Regions from separate parts of the Homo sapiens genome. Here region 2 is linked to region 1. Evidence: read pairs that join two places in POLR2A ChIA-PET (ENCODE). Cell type or tissue: HepG2. All regions are shown on one strand. Links, peaks and the distances in the headings refer to the core of each region. The heading gives the core; the rest is flanking DNA.

What was found. ChIA-PET counts read pairs that join two places held together with the same protein. Peaks named below come from ENCODE experiments on the same cell type or tissue, not always from the same donor. Only the 100,000 strongest peaks of a DNase experiment are listed, where the experiment ranks them.
Region 2: POLR2A ChIA-PET joins it to region 1 with 5 read pairs; 1 of 35 experiments calls an interaction of 5 or more read pairs at or near these places.

The regions. Positions count from the first base shown.
Region 1 is chr13:40,560,044-40,568,041 of GRCh38, reverse strand. FOXO1 (forkhead box O1) reads left to right here. Exons shown (of 3, transcript NM_002015.4): 2 at 7,182-7,998. Among named protein-coding and RNA genes, the nearest start is that of LINC00598, 83 kb to the right of the region's middle. RefSeq lists enhancers at 2,989-3,078, 3,961-4,714. In HepG2, for the core only: a CTCF peak has its summit at 3,465; DNase peaks (open chromatin) are centred at 3,381, 4,041 and 4,591; H3K4me3 peaks cover 1,593 bases.
Region 2 is chr13:40,784,511-40,788,958 of GRCh38, reverse strand. No RefSeq gene overlaps it. Among named protein-coding and RNA genes, the nearest start is that of SLC25A15, 2.9 kb to the left of the region's middle. In HepG2, for the core only: no CTCF peak of the experiment used is centred there; DNase peaks (open chromatin) are centred at 2,258 and 2,733; H3K4me3 peaks cover 780 bases.

The sequences.
Region 1 (7,998 bases), core at 1,589-5,588:
TGCTATGGATTCCTGCCATAAAGAAGAACCCACTAGAATAAGAGCAAATCACATTGTGTAAATTTTTTTTTTTTAAGACGGAGTCTTGCTCTGTTGCCCAGTCTAGAGTGCAGTGGTGCGATCTCGGCTCACTGCAACCTCTGCCTCCCAGGTTCAAGTGATTCTCCTGCCTCAGTCTCCCGAGTACCTGGGACTACAGGTGCCCACCACCATGCCCAGCTAATTTTTGTATCTTTAGTAGAGATGGGGTTTCACCATATTGCCCAGGCTGGTCTCGAACTCCTGATCTTGTGATCTGCCCTCCTCAGCCTCCCAAAGTGCCAGGATTACAGGTGTGAGCCACCACGCCCGCCCACATTGTGTAAATTTATCACCTGTTAAGGCAGAAAATGAGCTTTGTAAACTAGTAAGCAGAATTATTTCTGCTCCCTCAAGGTGCACACAAGTAACCTCAGCCTTAAGTATGTTCCTTTGATTCTTCTTAACAGTGGTGAAGGCAAGGGGATAGTTTTTTCAGCCAGCAGTGGGGTTGCAGGTAGAATCACAGAGCTTTGCTTTGAACCCTAACTGGACAGATCATTTTCTGAGTCTTAATTTTTCCTTTTCCATTTCTAAAGTGAAGCCAGTAATACCTGCCTTATAGGGCTGTTGCAAGGATGGAATGAGATGTATTGACAGCAGTAAACTATAAAATACATAGTTTATATAATAAACTATGAAATAAATACAAAAATATAAAACACGGGGTATGAAGGCCATCTAAGGGTTTCATGAGCAAGGTGTATTCAGCCTTAAGTTGAGGTTTTGCATTATTTTTGGTTAAATATAAAGACCAGGGTAATCATAGAACTGCCAAGCAGAAAGAAATGTAGAATGTAGCAGTGGTGTGGAGACCCGTGGCTGACAGGTGGTGGTCTTCATATAGGCTGAGGGACAGGCTAGATGCATGTCAAGTGGCAGCTCAGGTTGGAAGACAGGAGTTGGGGATGTGAGAGTCCAGGCCAGGGTGAAGAGAAGTGGCTGGGAAGGCAGCCAGGCTCAGCTCTTAGGAGGCAGAGAGCTGCAAGCAGAGGGTGGGACCAGGTCTCTTTTTTCAACCCAGTCTTGAGGGATGGGGGCAAAGTCAACCTAGACTTGATTTAGAGCTAGTTCTGTTCACTTGATCATCTTTATTGGGCCTTCAGGCTCCTAGAAGACTACCGTGATAGACTGACTAGTGGTCTGTAAATGGTTTTTATTAAAAAAATCACATACCCTTTTTGATAAAACATGTATTTGTTTATACACTTTAAATATATTGTGTAATTATATAATACATTCACAAATAAGAATTTTAAAAGAATGAGATAAAAAATTTAAAGTAGGCCAGGCGCAGTGGCTCACGCCTGTAATCCCAGCGCTTTGTGGAGACTGAGGCAGGCAGATCACGAGGTCAGGAGTTCGAGACCAGCCTGGCCAACATGGTGAAACCCCGCCTGTACTAAAAATACAAATAATTAGCCAGGCGTGGTGACAGGTGACTGTAATCCCAGCTACTCAGGAGGCTGAGGCAGGAGAATCGCTTGAACCTGGGAGGCAGAGGTTGCAGTGAGCCAAGATCAAGCCACTGCACTCCAGCCTGGGCAACAGAGTGAGACTCTGTCTTTAAAAAAAAAAAAAAAATGAAAGTCAATGAAAGTTGTAAAGATTTCATCCTGCACTTCAGTGGCTGATGATTGCCTTAGACAGTGGGTCTGGGAGCATCCTGGGGAGGGCATGTGTCCTCAGGGGTCTCTGGGGACCAGCCTCAGCACCTCACTTCTTCCAGCCACAGAGACAGAACATCAGAACCATCCTTCATGGAGCTTCCCAACTGGCCTGTTGAGGTCCCTGCTCTGCCAACCCCTGCTGCTGCTCTGCACATGCTGGCTGTGTCCAGAGCTCGGAGGCCCCTGGCCCCAGCAATGTGTGATGCCTGCACATGTGGCTTGGCTGCAGCACCTTGAGAAGACTTAAATATTCTAGTGACATTGGCTGACCAGGGCACTGACAGCCTCACCTTAGTATTTGAATCAGTTCTGAGGCAATATCTAGTGTCAAGAGAAAAATGAACTGTTTTTCCCAAACCAGTCAATCTTTCCAGTAATTAACATATAAAAAAGCCTCATGTTAAGTGAGAGCAGTGCAGTGTGTGGTTATAAAGAAATAAGACTAATGTTTATGACATACATAGGTCTGTAAAACACAGACATATGTTATTTTATGGATGCTATTATGCCAGTAGTGATAACAGTAACATTAGCTAATAGAGATTAAGGTAAGCCTTTCCACGCATACTATCTCATTTAATCTTTGCACCAACTTTGTAAATGTAGGAAATACTAATCTGTTCAACAGATACTTGAGTGCCCCTATGGTGTTGGTGCTGTGAGGATACAGTGTACAAGAAGACAGACAAAGGTCCCTGTGCTCACTTGAGCAGCTCACAGTGTAGTGGGAAGTCAGGCATGCCCCCCCACCGCCCCAGGGATCAGACATAGTGGAATCATAAAGAGGGGTGAGTAAGTAAGGTCCCATGTTAGAGCTGCAGGATGGGATGAGGTCATCAAGAAATGCTTCTGGAGGGGCCAGTTGGGCTGAGACAGAAGCTGGGGCATGGAGGGCAGGGTGGCAGCCTTTGGAGAGAAAAGGTCCGTGTTCCTGGACAGTCTATGGGTTGTGTCATCCTATTAAGTGGCTCTTTACGTGTACTTATTTTCTCCCCAGGTAGATCAAAAGCTTCTGGAGGGCATGTTCTGTGTCTCATTCCTTCATGTCTTTCGCTACTCCTTCCACAAAATAGTTTCCAGTAAATGTTAGTTGACATGAATTGGTACTCAAATGGATGGTTAAAAGATGTGTATTGTGTAAGACACCATATCTTCCTTGTAATTTTTTTGGGGGTCAAGCAACAAACAGTTATTGAGGCTATGATATTAGAAATTAAAGACAAGCTTTAGCCCATTTGCTCTTTAAGGAACTCAGAATCTGAACATAGAACAGCCAGCAGAGCAGGTTGAACAAGCAAGTACACCATGTCGGGGTTCCCCGACTACACCATGTCGGGGTTCCCCGACTCCCCCATCTGTGGAGCTCATTGGGTCAGGCTTCCCAGGAAGCACATGCTGCACTGCTTGGGGTGGCCAGGCATGCAGATGGCAGATGGGGTGTGTGCAGAGGCTTGTGAGTGGGGCTGCAGAGAAACAAGCTAGTGGAGAGGAGATTGGCTGGCTTGTGTTTCTCTAGTGCCGTCATGTAGAAACGCTGGATTTGGGCAAGTGATTGACAGGGCATGAACCTCTGTCCTGACATCCTGCCTCTGTCCTCAGGTAATATTTGTTGAGAGTTCAAGGGCATAATATTTCAGAGCCCAGCAGTCTCACGCGGCTCTGCTGCGAAGTCCTTCTGGTGAACTGCTCTTCCATCCAGCCTCTCCTGTGGCCAGTAGGGGAGTGCAGACACAACGTCGTTAATAGCAACACATTTTTACAAAATTTACCTTTTCAAACCCCACCCCCTAGAAACCGTAGCTTCTTTAATGTCCCGCTGGCTGTGTGAAAAACAGGAATTTATGTAACAAGTCCTGCACAGCAAACCTTTTCCTGTTCGGAAAAAATTTTAATTGTTGGCAAAGTTAGGAAACAGCTCTGTTACTCAAAGAGCGACCTGAAATGTCCTCTTAGAAAAATATGTAATATGATGTTTTGATAAGTAGGAGACTGCTGTGGCTTTTTTTTTTTTAAAGTCTAAATTAGTATATGTCCCACCTGAGTTAGTGAACGCTTCTTGAATGTTTTAAAGATTTCCTTATTATGTCTCCTGCAGTCTTTTTAAAAATGACCCCCAGCTGGGCTTGCCAGTGATCTGACAGGCTTATCATGAATGTTAGAGAGCTTCACCCCCTCTCCCCAAGTCAATGCAACAACCAGGAAGCTTCTATCTGGGAAGATCTTTCTTCCCCCTTTATCATTAACTAAATGTGACAGGGACAGGAGTCAAGCTTCCTCTCCTCCAGAGATTTCATCGGAGCTTATCTGTGTGTCTATTGTGTTCAAAGAACAAAACTGTCATGATGGAATATTGTGCAAATGCCTGGACTTCCAGTGTATAGAAAATGTCAGGGTCAGACTGCAGGGCTGCATTCCAGTGCTACCCCAAGTGCGGGCCTGCTGATCTTAAGGAGGAATTAAGAACTCGGTTCGGCTGGGGTTGGTGGGTACAGCAGACAAGGCTGTGGCTCTGTGAGCATACATGTGTGTGTGTGGCGCCTTCCCATAGGAATTTGGGGATCTTAGGGGAATGCAATAGGATGGGAGGGAAATGTACTCCCTGGCCTCTTTTAGGGATTCTTGTACCTACTCTAAGCCCCTGGCCCTCCTCACAGCGTGTCTCGAGGTGAGGGTAGATCTTGGGTGTGGAGGAAGGTGGGGATTCTTGGGAACAGGAGACAGTCACTGCCATCACCACACACCTGCTCCGTTCCAGCCGGGAATCTGGGGCTCCGGTGGTGTCTTCCCCGCTCTCACACTTCACTGTATGCTCTGGCAGGAGGGCTTGTCACGTAGCTGCTGTGTTGAAATCTTTAGGCGGAATGCAGTACAGAGAGTCAGAGGGCGTTTTGAAATGTGGATTTCTCAGCCCTGACTGCTGGGCCTTACCCTGACTTTTGCATCTCCCTTTAGAAAGTGAGACCCCTCCATTTTCTCTCTTCTACCACCTTTTAATGAGAGAAGACTTCTCTCCCAGTTTGTGTTGGAGCCAGGCCTCATCCTGCTGTGCAGAGGCTCTGCTCAGGCGCAGTGGTTGGCACTCGGGCCCGGGCGTCCCATGTCAATGGCATGAGGATGTGGGCGCTGTGGCTGCACCCCTGGGTGACCACAAATCCAGCCAGAGCCTTTTTGTGGTTGAGAAGAGGGGCCGCAGAGATGCAGGGGGCATGGTCAGCTGAGCCTTGCATCCAGTTGGCAGAGGAGGCCAAGAAAGCTGGGAGACTGTGCACATTCCAGGGTCTTAGGGCACCCAGAATCCCACTCCTTGGGAGCAGACCTCTGAGGAAAGAGGCTGCTGAATGAACAAGGTGTAGTGGCTGTGTGCCCTGTACTGTGCTGGGGGCCAGAAGCTATAAGACAAGGCCCTTCCTTCTGGGGAGCTCACAGCGTTTCCCTCGTCTCCTTTTCCACGTGTCCCACGGACTCCCCTGAACACCATCTTACTCTGTGTTGTAGAGGAGGTGAATCAAACCATGGCTTTCTCATCTGCAGCCTGGCTCTGGTGTTTCTGCTGAAACTTGGAGAGACCACCTCTGGCCCCTTTCACCATATATTTGCAGTTGTGGGTTTGTATCTGTACTACTTCTAAGCTCCTATACATACCACACTGAATAGGAATAGAGAAGCAGGACTTTGGGGCGCAGGATACCACTATTCTAAGTTGGGGTCTAATATTCCCTTCATGGTGACTGCTTACATGCCAGGCACCGCTGAGCATTTTTATGTATCTCATTTAGTACATGTAACAACCCTGATAAGGCTCTGTAATTTAGCCCTGCTTTACAGGTGAGGAAACTTAAGACACATTAGGGGCTAGGCAGCTTCCCAAGGTCACCTAGGTAAGTAAGTAGCAGAGCCACCCAGGAAGTACTCAAAAGAAAGATTGTTGGTTTTTCTTCCCTAGTTGGCCTAGGGATGATAAACATGGCATGATTAGTTATGAAGCTGCGGTAGCTTGAGAGTTAGAGCTCTTTGCGTTCTCTGTCATTTCTTCCCATCCCAGGTTGTCTGTTTGGACAGTGTAGCCCCTGGCTACGTGGAGGTGTGTCATGGAGTTAGTTGGTGCATCCTGCTCATACTACTGGTCATTGGTAGAACTGGAGGGTAGGGGCACTACTTGAATTAAAAAAAAATTTCTTTTGGCAGGTCAGCTTTCTCAAATACAAAAGCAATGACTCTGTTTTCCTTACATTCACTTGTATTTGCTTAATGGGCTTTAAAGGTGTGAATGAATCCAAGTCTTATTAATTTGGGGGCCTTTAATTCTTGATCAGCTCTATATTTCTATATTCTTTTTTTTTTTTTTTTTTTGGCGACAGAGTGTTTAACTCTTGTTGCCCAGGCTGGAGTGATCTCAGCTCACCGCAGTCTCCTTCTCCTGCCTCAGCCTGCCAAGTAGCTGGGATTACTGGCGCCTGCCACCACACCCGACTAATTTTTGTATTTTTAGTAGAGATGGGGTTTCACCATGTTGGCTAGGCTGGTCTTGAACTCCTGACCTCAGGTGATCTGCCTGCCTTGGCCTCCTACAGTGCTGGGATTATAGGTGTGAACCACCATGCCTGGCCTATATTCTATATTCTATATATTCTATATTCTTTTGTCTTTTTTGTTTCTGTAAGTATGTGGGCCCAGTAATATAAAACTTCTTTATGTAAATGGCACAGGTTCAAACTGAAGAGAATTGGCAGTAGTTTTAAGGATAGTAGAATGGAAGGGGTTTTTGATAGCACTTTGATACAGAGTACTATTGTAGCTAAGCAAAATTTAAGCGGTTATTAAAACCAATTCCTTTGATTTTTCCATAAAATGTAGCTGTATAAAAGAAGGTATTTACAATACTCTTTATTAAATTTTGTCCCTTCATTAAATTAAGATATAGAATTTTTTTTTTTTTTTTTTTGAGATCGAGTCTCACTCTGTCTCCCAGGCTGGAGTGCAGTGGCACGATCTCGCCTCACTGCAAGCTCCGCCTCCCAGGTTCACGCCATTCTCCTGCCCCAGCCTCCCGAGTAGCTGGGACTACAGGTTTGCACCACCATGCCTGGCTAATTTTTTGTATTTTTAGTAGAGATGGGGTTTCACTGTGTTAGCCAGGATGCTCTTGATCTCCTGATCTCATGATCCGCTTGCCTGGGCCTCGCAAAGTGCTAGGATTACAGGCGTGAGCCACCGCACCCAGCCACAGATATTGTTTTTAAGATAAGATACTATTTATTCCTGTGCTATTTGAGATCTTTTGTAGTGGCTTCAGAGCCATTAGGACTGTTCAGATGGAAATCTGTAGCACACACTCTTAAGATTTTTTACTTGTTTTCCATGTAATACATGTAGAATAGGAAGTTTTGCAAGCAGAGAAGTATTGTACTTCTAATAAGATGTTTTGCCTTACAGAATTCAATTCGTCATAATCTGTCCCTACACAGCAAGTTCATTCGTGTGCAGAATGAAGGAACTGGAAAAAGTTCTTGGTGGATGCTCAATCCAGAGGGTGGCAAGAGCGGGAAATCTCCTAGGAGAAGAGCTGCATCCATGGACAACAACAGTAAATTTGCTAAGAGCCGAAGCCGAGCTGCCAAGAAGAAAGCATCTCTCCAGTCTGGCCAGGAGGGTGCTGGGGACAGCCCTGGATCACAGTTTTCCAAATGGCCTGCAAGCCCTGGCTCTCACAGCAATGATGACTTTGATAACTGGAGTACATTTCGCCCTCGAACTAGCTCAAATGCTAGTACTATTAGTGGGAGACTCTCACCCATTATGACCGAACAGGATGATCTTGGAGAAGGGGATGTGCATTCTATGGTGTACCCGCCATCTGCCGCAAAGATGGCCTCTACTTTACCCAGTCTGTCTGAGATAAGCAATCCCGAAAACATGGAAAATCTTTTGGATAATCTCAACCTTCTCTCATCACCAACATCATTAACTGTTTCGACCCAGTCCTCACCTGGCACCATGATGCAGCAGACGCCGTGCTACTCGTTTGCGCCACCAAACACCAGTTTGAATTCACCCAGCCCAAACTACCAAAAATATACATATGGCCAATCCAGCATGAGCCCTTTGCCCCAGATGCCTATACAAACACTTCAGGACAATAAGTCGAGTTATGGAGGTATGAGTCAGTATAACTGTGCGCCTGGACTCTTGAAGGAGTTGCTGACTTCTGACTCTCCTCCCCATAATGACATTATGACACCAGTTGATCCTG
Region 2 (4,448 bases), core at 127-4,126, 220 kb before region 1:
TGGTGAAACCCCGTGTACTAAAATTACAAAAATTTATCCAGCGTGGTGGTGCGTGTCTGTAACCCCAGCTACTAGGGAGGCTGAGGCAGGAGAATCGCTTGAATCTGGGAGGTGAAGGTTGCAGTGAGCCAAGATTGCATCACTACACTCCAGCCTGGGCTACACAGCGAGACTCCGTTTCATAAAAACAAACAAACAACGACAAAAAAAAAAAGGTGTGGTGACACATGCCTCTATTCTTAGCTATTTGGGAGGCCAAGGCGGGAGGATCGCTTGAGGCCAGGAATTGGAGGCCGCAGTGAGCTATGATGGCACTGTTGCACTCCAGCCTGGATGACAGAGACCTCATCTCTCTCTCTCTCTCTCTCTCACCCACACACACACACACACACACACACACACACCCTCCACACAGTGTAATTTTATTTTACAACTTTAAGCCTTGTTTAGATGTGCTGTTGGATTATTATTTTTTTCTTTTTTTTTCTTTTTTTTTTTGAGACAGAGTCTCACTCTGTCACCCGAGCTGGAGTGCAATGGTGCAATCTCAGCTCACTGCAACCTCCCCCTCCTGGGTTCAAGCGATTCTCCTGCCTTAGCTTCCCAAGTAGCTGGGATTACAGGCATGCGCCACCACACCCAGCTAATTTTGTATTTTTTAGTAGAGACAGGGTTTCACCACCTTGGCCGGGCTGGTCTCGAACTCCTGACCTCAGGTGATCTGCCTGCCTCGGCCTCTCAAAGTGCTGGGATTACACGTGTGAGCCACCACGTCTGGATGTGCTATTGGATAATTACCTACGTTATTTAAGTGATTTAATTGGTGTTAGTGCTTAACATGAATGCACACTTGAGTAGACCTCCCAGGCTGTAGTAGATGCTATGATGGGATCAGAGTGCCTGGTACATGGACACTCATCAGAATCAGCACTTTAGAACTTGGGCTTCTGGACTGTAATCGAGTTACAAAAACAAGCCAGGGAGTTGGGATGACTTGTCCAAAGTGATGGGGAACATAACTAACTGAAAGCAGATCCAGCAGCTGAAACTACAGTTACAGCAGCTTAAAGGGGTTGGCAATGTCACCTGGTCCAATAGCTTTTGCAGCTTCAGAAAATGAGACCCAAAGGAACCCTGATTAAGGACAGACTTGGCTGGGTGTGGTGGCTCATGCCTGTAATCCCAACATGTTGGGAGGCTGAGGCAGGAGGATTGCTTGAGCCCAGGAGTTCGAGTTGAACCTGGGCAACACAGTGATGTAACTGCCCAATGGGTTCTTCTCGCCCGCTGCCTCAACTGAGCCAATTTATCAAGATGGGGGAATTGCAATAGAGAAACAGTTTAATTCACGCAGAACCAGCTGTGCAGGAGACCAGAGTTTTATTATTACTCAAATCAATCTCCCCAAGAATTCGGGGTTTGGAGTTTTTAGGGATAATTTGGTGGGTAGGGGGCCAGTGAGTGGGAGTACTGATTGGTCATGTTGGAGATGAAATCATAGGGAGTCTAAACTGTCCTCTTACGCTGAGTCGGTTCCTGGGTGGGGGCCACAAAACCAGATGAGGCAGTTTATCAATCTGGGTAGTGCCAGCTGATCAATCCATCAAGTACAGGCTCTGCAAAAATATCTCAATCTTATCTGTGATCTTAGGTTTTACAATAGTGATGTCATCCTGAGGAGCTATTTGGGGAGGTTTAGAATCTTGCAGTCTCCAGCTGCATGACTCCTAAACCATAATTTGTAAACTTGTGGCTAATTTGTTAGTCCTACAAGGCGGCCTAGTCCCCAGGCAGGAAGGGGGTTTGTTTTGGGAAAGGGCTGTTGTCGTCTTTGTTTCAACGCTAAACTATAATCTAAGCTCCTCCCAGAGTTAGTTGGGCCTACACCCAGAACAAGGACAGTTTGGAGGTTAGAAGCAAGATAGAGTCAGTTAGGTCAGATCTCTTTGACCATCATAATTTTCTTGGTTATAATTTTTGCAATGACAGTATCAGTGAGCCCCTGTCTTTACTAAAAATCAAAACAAAAAAAAATTTTTTTAAACCTGGTGTGGTGGCGCATGCCTGTAGTCCCAGCTACTGGGGAAGCTGTGGCAAGAGCTCTTGAGCTGTGTTCATGCCACTGCAGTCCAGCCTGGGCGACTGAGCAAGACCCTGTCAAAAAAAAAAAAAAAGGAAAGACCCTGTTATAGATTAGAAAGAGCACTGGACTTGGGGCCAGGATGTTTGTGTAAATGTCCCTGTGTGACCTTTAGTGAGTCACTTAGCCTTTTGTAAACCCCAGCCACAGCATGACTGCATCACTGGTTCCTTTGAACCCCCTGTGTTCCATCAGCCTGCTGGAACAGTCCACCATGCAGGGCGCTTGGTACTCTCCTCGAGCCATTGGGCCCTAGCCTAGTGCTTTCTCTTGTCTTCCTTGAGCCCCTTCCTCTCCTATCCTGACAAGGGCTGTTCCAAACTCTCATCACTCCCAAGCCTTCCACATTTCTCCTCTCCATGCCTCCCAATTTGTTCTATAAGAAACTATCGGAATTTTGCTCAGATTTTTAATCCATAGTCTACAAAGTTACCTTTTTTGGGTTTTTTGCACAAACTCTCATTTATTTGTCTTCTGTCCAACTTAGTTGCTGTGTCCCCTTGCCTAGCCCAATGGCTGGTGAGAATGAGGTTGGAGAAGAAACCAAGGTGTTGGGAGGCCACATTACACAGGCGCTAAGAGAAAAGCAGGGACTCAGCAAAGTTCTGTCCAACTCCAAAGGTCAGGCGCTCAGCTGGTACACTGTGCAGTGCTCCCTCCCAGAGGCTTTTTTTCTTTCTTTCTTTGAGACGGAGTCTTGCTCTGTCGCCTAGGCTGGAGAGCAATGGCGCGATCTCGGCTCACTGCAACCTCTGCCTCCCGGGTTCAAGCAATTATCCTGCCTCAGCCTCCCGAGTAGCTGGGATTGCAGGCGCCCGCCACCATGCCTGGCTAATTTTTTTGTATTTTTAGTAGAGATGGCGTTTCACCATGTTTGCCAGGCTAGTCTTGAACTCCTGACCTCAAGCGATCCGCCTGCCTCGGCCTCCCAAAGTGCTGGGATTACAGGCATGAGCCACTGAGCCCAGCCGAGGCTTCTTATTAAAAGCAAGAGGTGCCAGATGTGGTGGCTCACGCCTGTAATCCCAGTGCTTTGGGAGGCTGAGGCGGGTGGATCACAAGGTCAGGAGTTCAAGACCAGCCTGGTCAATATGGTGAAACCCCGTCTCCACTAAAAATTCAAAAATTTAGCCATGCATGGTGGCAGGTGCCTGTAATCCCAGCTACTTGGGAGGTTGAGGCAGAGAATTGCTTGAACCCAGAAGGTGGAGGTTGCAGTGAGCCGAGATTGGGCCACTGCACTCTGGCCTGGGTGACAGAGCGAGACTCTGTCTCAAAAAAAAGGCAAAAGGGCTGCAGGAACTGGAAGTTCTTTCTTCTGAAATACATCTCCTTCTATAATATTTTATAAAAGTCACCTCCACAGCTTAAAATCCCCCACAACAGTGGCTCTTTCTGCTATCTTTATTTTAGGAAGAAAGAAATAAATATATAGATGTTAAAAATGCTTCCTATCTCTCAGATGCTCAGAGAAGTGATTGTAAAATCATCTGATTGGCACTAAATTAAGAAAGTGTCCATGCAAACTTTGTTCTGAGTGTAATTTCCTAGGAATCCTGGCCGGGTGTGGTGGCTCATGCCTGTAATCCTAGCATCTTTGGAGGCTAATGGGGGTGGATCACCTGAGGTCAGGAGTTTGAGACCAGCGTGACCAACATGGTAAAACCCTGTCTCTACTAAAAATACAGAAATTAGCCGGGCTTGGTGGCACGTGCCTGTAATCCCAGCTACTCGGGAGGCTGAGGCAGGAGAATCGCTTGAACCTGGGAGGCGGAGGTTGCAGTGAGCCAAGATTGTGCGACTGCACTCCAGCCTGGGTGGCAGAGTGAGACTCCATCTCAAAAAAAAAAAAATTCCTAGGAATCCTATGGCCTCTTGAGAACAACATTTTAGAGACATGGATCACTGCTGTCTATAGAGGTAGCTCAATTCAATGGTATTTCAGACCTAGGTTCCAAACAGGAAACACGTCAACACACTGACCTCTCTGCTCCAGGTAACCGTTTGCTGTACTTGGAATTGCACGATTCAGAGATTTCAAAGCAGCTGGCTTTGTGATGGGTGGCAAGTGTGACGCAGGTCAGAGGTGAGAGGACAGACTTGGAATGTCTGCATGGAAAAGCAAGCATTTGCTATTTCAACAAAATTTCACAATGCACTGGTTAATGACACTAAAAGGAGAAATAATTTCACAAAATGTATCCCTGGTTCTTATACCACATGGGGCATGTTTTCACAAAGTGAGTTAATTGGAGTTGCAAGCAGATCAACAGCATAAAACATCTCTGACTCAAATATATTTATAGTT